Regions from separate parts of the Homo sapiens genome. Here region 1 is linked to region 2. A link is a loop called in an ENCODE intact Hi-C map of the cell type or tissue named here. Cell type or tissue: dorsolateral prefrontal cortex. All regions are shown on one strand.

The links. A loop is a pair of places that touch in the nucleus more often than their neighbours do. Peaks named below come from ENCODE experiments on the same cell type or tissue, not always from the same donor. Only the 100,000 strongest peaks of a DNase experiment are listed, where the experiment ranks them.
Region 1: it touches region 2 in a loop (3-fold over the local background); 1 of 110 quality-filtered maps calls a loop at or near these places.

What each region holds. Positions count from the first base shown.
Region 1 is chr15:88,143,231-88,147,230 of GRCh38, forward strand. All of the region lies in intron 6 of NTRK3 (neurotrophic receptor tyrosine kinase 3), which reads right to left. It also overlaps the pseudogene MED28P6. Among named protein-coding and RNA genes, the nearest start is that of NTRK3-AS1, 110 kb to the right of the region's middle. In dorsolateral prefrontal cortex, no CTCF peak of the experiment used is centred here; no DNase peak of the experiment used is centred here.
Region 2 is chr15:88,200,269-88,204,268 of GRCh38, forward strand. All of the region lies in intron 3 of NTRK3 (neurotrophic receptor tyrosine kinase 3), which reads right to left. Among named protein-coding and RNA genes, the nearest start is that of NTRK3-AS1, 50 kb to the right of the region's middle. In dorsolateral prefrontal cortex, no CTCF peak of the experiment used is centred here; a DNase peak (open chromatin) is centred at 2,134.

The DNA.
Region 1 (4,000 bases), 57 kb before region 2:
AATGAAATAGAAAAAGAAAGAAGGTGGAGATTAAAGACAAAGAGACAGGGATGGCAGGCACGTGAGATGGAGTCAGAGGTTGAAGTGATGCTGCCACAAGCCAAGAAACACCAGGAGCCACCAGAAGCTGGAGGAGGCAAGGACGGGTTCTCCCGCAGAGCCTTTGAAGGGAGTGTGGCCCTGCCAACTCCCTTATTTCAAACTTCTGGCCTCCAGAATGGTGAAACAATAATGTTCTATTGTTTTAAGCCACCAAGTGTGTGGTAATTTGTTAACGCAGCCTAGGAAATGAATACAGCTAATAACTTAACTCTCTAAGGTTCTCTTTTAACACCAGCAAAATGGAGATCATTGTGCTTGACCTTCCTTCTTCACAAATTTATTAGGAGGATTCATGATAATATATGTTAGCATGATTTGGGAACAAAAAGAAGCTATTAAGAGGCCAGAAATGATCACTATAGTAATACTATTAGTAACATTATTGTTTAGTGACGTCTCCAAGAACGGTAGAAAGTCATCACGGCCAAGACTGGGAAGAGAAATGCACCAGGACCAGCCCAAACCCATCCCCGCTACTGAGTTAATATTTTACCAAGCTGATTAAATCTTCAAATGATACTAGAGGTAATTATCACTTTCCTTTAAAAGAAAATGAAATACTCCAATCTATTTTAATCATGTCTGCTCCATGCATGCAGGGTATTCAGAGAAGCCTGTTCAAGATACATTAAGGATCCTTAGGGCACTGCTGGAGTGTTTCTGTGCTGTAGGTCTACATCCTCTGAGACCTCTTCCCATTGCCTAAATTGTATCTTGAGATTCAGAATCTAAGCTTCTTTTCTTCCTACTTCATTCTTTATCTCTAAGACAATCTCTCTGATTCCTGCTCTGATTTTTGGACAGACAGGTCTCATCTTCTCTGCAAGGAAAAAAAAAATAATCTTGCCATAACCAGAAACTTCTGAGAGCACTGCACAATGCCACGTCAAATTTTTCCAACCTGTGCCATTGAAACTGTGCTGGTTACTCCAATGCAAGTCATGGAAGATGCGAAGATGCTTCAAATTCACTCAATAAGAGGTACGCCCCCCTGGACAGAGGGGAAGCTGTGAGTCAGGGGCTTGGCCAAGACCATCTCCCTCATCCCACAAAAATAAATGAGAGAAAGTAGAGGAAGGGTCTTGGTGCACTGCAGGAACTCTGAGATGGTAACTTGTTTGTTTTTTTTTCCTTTGATTCCACTCAAGGGACCCGACATCTTGAGAGGGGCTTCTGGAAGGAGAGGCCGAGCATGTAGGGTGTGTTGCTTGAGTCAGGTAAGAGAAACAGCCTGGTCTTTGGAAACAGCAGATCGGGGTAGTGATAATATTAAACATCATAACACTCATTCCCAGATATACCACTTACTAGCCATGTGATCTTGAACTACCTGTTTAACTTAGCCGAGCCTCAAATCCCTCATTTGTAACACTGGTCACACTGCTACCTCCCTGTAGGATTGTTCCAAGGATAAGACAGAACCTCACACACATTAGATGCTCAAGATGTGCCTCTTCCTTCTCCTTCTGCCCTACTGGAAAAGTCATGGACACTCAGCCCTTCCATTCTTACAGCAAGGATCCTCTACTGGGCGAGGGGCTGGTTGGGGTACAGCAGAGGTCCTTAGTGACAGAAAGAAACATGTTAAGGAATTGCTGCACACCCTCTGCCCCTTCTGTCCCTGCAGAGGGTCACTTAAACCTCACACTTCTGGCCTGTGGCTTTCCTGGCTCCACAACACACTGAGCCCTTTCTCCTCCAGGGCCAAAATTCTTTCTTCCTGGAAATACACAACCCATCCCCACGCCCCAGCCCACAGGCTCCATCGAGCAGACCCTGGCAGTCTAGATGGCTCATGGCAGATGGCGCCATGTGGACTAATAAGGAAGTCAGACAAGAAAATACTACCCCCTCTTCCATTTGCCAGGAACTGGGATTGTTTGGATTTTAATCATAACCACAGCTAAGAGCCAACACGCGGCCCCTCCAGCCAAAAGATGAATTTTCCTCTCCCAAGATTCAATTCTTCTTCAAAAAATAGACCCCTACCAGGGTGATTGCTCCTTAGAGGGGGGCTTCTTTATTCTCCAATATGATTTTTTTCTTAGTTAACAATATGACAGAAATAAAACACACCATGGACATGGTGGTACTCACACACTGACTCACACTGGAGGGAATGTCTTCATTCCTCCATAAGTCACATCTAACTCACTGGTGTATTGATCCCAGGCAAAGATGAATGCAGAATCCCATGATCCTCTGGGAGAAATCTGACATTTTCTTTAAATATATATCCACGGAACAACTGTTTCTAAAACTCCACGTAACAGGTCACCAGGGCAGCAGCACACCATTGATTTCACATCCAATAATTTTTTAGAAAGAGCACTGAACATTTTCTCAATAATTCAGCCAACAGCAGACCCCCTATGTCCCCTGGAGAGATGCCATCCCTGGCCTCCTGAGATGAAGGGACTACGGGTTCCAGAATAATTACATGCAAGACACCCAAGAAAGAGATCCCCCAAGGCCCTCAGTCAGTTCTAGGGTAACTTAAGAAAGACCACAATCATGTGTTTTTTTTAAAATTATGGTAGAATAGATCCTTGTGTTGGAAACAGACTGAAAACACTGGGAGATAGTTGAGCACAGTGGTCAAAGCTTTGGGTCCACACACTGCCACTATTCAGTGAGTGACCTTAAACAGTATACTTAACCTTGCTAAGCATCTCAGTGTCCTCCAAAGTGAAGTGATAGTAATAATTCCTACCTTAAGGAATTGCCATAAGGATTAAATTAAATTAAGTATACAACTTAAGAGATTGCTTGGCACAATGCCTGGCACAGAGGAAGAACTCAGAAATCAGTGTTAGTAGTAAATCGTAGTAGTCATGTTAATTTACCTTTTCCACCTACAGTACACAAGGTCATCATGGGGTGATAGGCTACTGGGATGCTTGATGTAAAGCATCAAGAGCTGGGTCTGAAAAGGTAAGGTTTTGATGCATCCATGAAGTCAGGTCTTGCTAGGTGAAGGGAAAACAAGTTGAAAGGCCAACAGCATAGGCAGAGGTCCAAGGTCATTGCCTCTTGGTAAAGAGAGTAAAGCAATCAGCATTCAGTGAATTTGGATCTGCGTCACCAAGTAAGAGGGAACACATGAGCGGTGTCTCTGGAACCCTGACTCCCTAACTTGATCCATGCCTCAATTCCTTTTCAATTTATTCCTTGATTTATACCCTCAACATAATATGATGTCCTTCATGCACAGAGATGACCCCGATGAATCACTCATCAACATGAGTTATTTTTTCCAGCAGTGGTCACGAATGTTCACTCATTTGGCCTTCCTTTGTTTGTGCAGAATGGCTGGCTGGGATAGGGGTGCCCTGATCAGCCTTGGACCACAGCAAAGCTAAGCAGTCCACATGCAGATTGAAAAAATATATGGCCTCCCCAAACCCCTTGACATGCCAGTACTCAAGTCAAATAAGCTGAAGAAGATTATGAGTGGTGAAAAGACATGTAACTTGAAGTCAAAAGGTGTGGGTTCAAGTCCCAGCTTGGCTAGGCCCTAGAAATGTGATCTTAGTTGAGTCTCACGTGTCTTTCTAAGCCTCAGAATCCTCACCCATAAAATGCAGAGAATAATAATATCTACCTCTTATGACTCTTATGATGATAAATCTAAAGTTATATAAATGAAAGCATGCCTAATAGTCTATAAAGTTATATATTATGAATGTGATTTATTATAAATTCTTTATTATAAGTATTTATACTATTATAACTAATTATCTACAGATCACAAAACTAAGTCATAATAAAAGAAGAGACTCCTGTCTTCTGAAATAGATTGTGCCCAGAAAGAGCATCCGAAGTCAAGCAAAAGGGTTAATTGCTCTCACTGAACATGGTACACTCTGTGTCAACCAACCCAAGTAGGCTCTTCGAG
Region 2 (4,000 bases):
GGTCAGGCTGATTTATCCAGGCCTAATCCCAACAGCAGGTATGGCCTGGAACTCCACTTCATTTATTTATAAGCACCTACTATGTGCCAGCTCCCTCTGCCTGGCATCTGGTGTTCCTGGAGAGATTTCCCCTCCTGCACCACTGATATGGTTTGGCTGTGCCCCCACCCAAATCTCATCTTGAGTTGTAGTTCCCATAATCCCCACGTGTCATGGAAGGGACCCTGTGGGAGGTAATTGAATCATGGGGCAATTACCTTCATGCTGTTCTCGTGATAATGGGTGAGTTCTCACAAGATCTGATGGTTTTATAAGGGGCTCTTCCCTCTTTGCTCAGCACTTCTCCTTCCTGCCACCATGTGAAGAAGGATGTTTTTGCTTCCCCTTCTGCCATGACTGTAAGTTTCCTGAAGCCTCCCCAGCCATGTGGAACTGTGGGTCAATTAAACCTCTTTCCTTTATAAATTACCCAGTCTCAGGCAGTTCTTTATAGCAGTGGGAGAACAGACTAATACAACCACCAAGCTGCAGCCCTCCCTCCAAGCCTACTGGAAGCGCCTTAGCAATATGACAGGGTCTCTATCACAGGCTCTGATTGCCACTTCAATGAGATGCTGAAAATCTGGGACAAGAGCTCTGCCCAAATCCCAGCTGCTCAGCTAGGCTCTAACAATGCAGCGAGCACACCATCATCTTTCCTTTTCCTGGCAGAGGGACTCAAGTCCTGCTCACACTTTCTCATCAGCATCTTGCTAATGGCTCATGGACCAATCTCAAACCATGTAGATCCCTGTCTACGCCGCATTATTAATTTTCGGTTAACAACAGGAGTGCTTCCCAGATCCACCACATTAGGCACCACGGTCAGCCAGACCAGTCCCAATCAGATTCAAGCCCTGATATCTTACCCACCATGATATGTTGGAATGGGAGTGCTGGCTAGACTCTGGGGACCAGCCCAGCAGCTGGTTAGTTTCCCTTTGACCTGAGCCCACCTATTGATAGTTTTATTCCTTTTCCTCACCAGCATGCCATTGGTAATTCAAAATGACTAAAAGCTGCATTTACAAGTGTGCAGACACCTACCACCCACGGGTCTCATGGGTGTTGTCCCTCGGTTCTAAGGGTGTGTGAAGCCACCATATCATGTGCAATTCAAGAATTCAAAACCTAGGCCAGCACAGGACTTGCATCTGAATTCTATAATGGTAATAAACTTCACAGTAGTCTTCAGCTCAGACTCTCAAGGAACCTGTGTGACAACAAACCCTCTCCTCCTGCACACCTCGTACATGCTACAGGAGTGCAGAGAGGTTAAGGTGCAAATGATCCCTGAGGAAAACACTCCCAATTCACGCCATCTGGACACAAAGGCCATTCCTCCCAGCAGAGAAGGTTGAGTCTCTGCTGTTCCCTGTACTTAAAACTGTGAGGTGCTAGCCCTGCCTGCAGATGTCTTGGGGTCCGAATACTTCAGAACACAGGGCCAGGCCACCATGATGTTGGGCTTTTTCTTAATGGAAACTGCCTGTTTGCCAAGGAGCCCCTGTCCACTGGGTCTGCTCATAAGGGGTTCTTTTCACACCCCTGGAATAAATGCTTGCATAGGGCATACAGAGCTCTTCTTACTGATAACAACTTTATAAAATACATTTGAATGATGTTCCAAGTCACTCTCTCTTCTATTTCCTCCCTCATTTCTTTGTCATAGATGGTGCCCTTCCAACAGGTCTGGATTCCTAAAAAAAAAAGACTACATCAAGGCCTAAATGTGAAGATCTATTTTCCTCTGAAGAAGGTCAGGGTTCCACAGATTAGGACCCCCAAACAGCTGTTAATAGCCATTCTCCAGCTGACTACTGCTGGCCAAAACCTGCAGGAGCCTTCCTCCTGGTCTTCGTTTCTTGCCTTCCAGGTCTTCTCCTAGCTAATCCAATCCTAAGCGGGGAGGCACGAGGGGCTTTTTTCTCCACCAGCCTGTATCTCAGCAGCCTTGCTCAGGCTCTTTCAACTTCACTTCCGTTCGACATCTCCCCCACTTCACTGACTTTCTCTCCTGGCCTTTCCCTTCAATCATTCATCTCCACATTTGGGAGACAGGGCTCCTCTCCCAGCCAGCTGCTCTGTGCAGTGTGAAGTCATAGTTGGCAGCAACAGGCAGAATGCCCCATTCTCTAAAGCAGAAACCTCAAAGAACCCAAAAAGTGAGTCAGTGTTTCTGAAAGCTGTCCCGTGCTCAGCTGTGTGCTCCAGACAGTCATTTGGGGGAGTTATGGAGATACAGATGCCCTTTTGACTAAGCGACCCATTCATGTCCATCTTCAGGGTGTGGCCAGTTGGGCCCCAGACCTGTTCCTGTCCTAGGATTCCTCAGAGGCTGCCTGCAAGTTTCCATTCAAGCCCATCTCCTCACCATGACCTGTGCAGCTGCACAGAGTGCTGTCCTGGAGAGAAGGATGTTGCCAAGGAGAGCATCCACACCTGTGTGTCCAAAGGCTGAGTGTGACCCATGAGTCTTGTTTCCCACAAACGTGAGATCCCAGAACTAACAAGACCAAAGACCAGAAGATAAAGAAGGAAAACTAGCATTGCTGATTCCCTAGGAAGTAAAATGCCACTGGCCAGCAGGAGAATCTGGTTGGGCAGGGGCTGGATGAGACACTGCAAATCTTGCCAAGCAAACACTCTGTGTGTCCCACTGATGTCCCTCAGACCTTCCCACTTTTTGATGCTAGCTGGCTCCCAGTGGCCAGCACCTGCTTCTCTCTTCCTGAGAGCTTTCTCTGGAGTGGGCCAAGTGTCTGCAGGGCTTAATACCCCAGGAGCAGCCCTCCTAGCAATGATGGCGGACAAATATCCCAGATCCAGTTTCCCACAGTGATTGCTAGCTCGGTACACACTCTTCCTGACTTCCCATCTCAGTTCCCCATTCCCCTACCTAGAAGTCCTGAGATTACTTCCCACATAAATCACTTGCCCTTGAATATTTCTCTCAGGATCTGCTTCTAGGGATTCCCAAACTAAGACACCTTTTTGTCTACCAGCTGCTACACATGGGAACCCATGTGTGTCTTTCCAGCTCTGTCTCCTACCGCATGACTCAGACCCCAATAATCCACTTAAAAGAATAAAGAGTTGCACTGTTTGAGCTTTTACTGTGTGTCAGTCTCTGCATTTACCCCCCTAATCTCATTTCAATCCCATAACCACCCTAACGAACAGGTTTTATCATTCTTGTTTATAAATGAAAGGCACCAAGAGGTTGAGCGACCTTCTCAAACCTCACACGGCTAAAAGAGGTTGATTATTGGGTATGGATATACAGTTAGATGGAAGAAATAAGACCTAATGTTCAATAGATCAGTAGGGTGACTATAGTTCACATTAATCTATTGTACATTTCCAAATAGCGAGAAGAAAGTAATTCAAATGTTCCTAGAATAAAGAAAAGATAAATATTTAAGGTGATGGCTATCCCAATAACCCTGATTTGATCTTTACACATTATACGAATGTATTAGATTATCACATGTACCCCAAAATATGTATGTCTATTATGTATCAATAAAAATAATTTTTTTAAAAAAAAGCAAAGATAATTTTTTTAAATGTTACTTTAAGTTCAGGGATACATGTGCAGAATGTGCAGGTTTGTTACACGGGTATACATATGCCATGGTGGTTTGCTGCACCTATCAACCCATCATCTACATTTTAAGCCTCACATGCATTAGGTATTTGTCCTAACGCTCTCCCTCCCCTTTCTCCCCACCTGCCAACAGGCCCCAGTGTGTGATGTTCCTCTCCTTGTGTCCGTGTGTTCTCATTGTTCAACTCCCACTTATGAGTGAGAACATGTGGTGTCTGGTTTTCTGTTCTTGTGTTAGTCAAGCAAAGGTAATTTTTTAAGTGAAGTCCAGATACAAACTCTCTCCTCCATTGGATTCCGCAGCAGTTGCTCTTAATCCCAACAATCTAATGCCTTTCAGACACCTGCTCT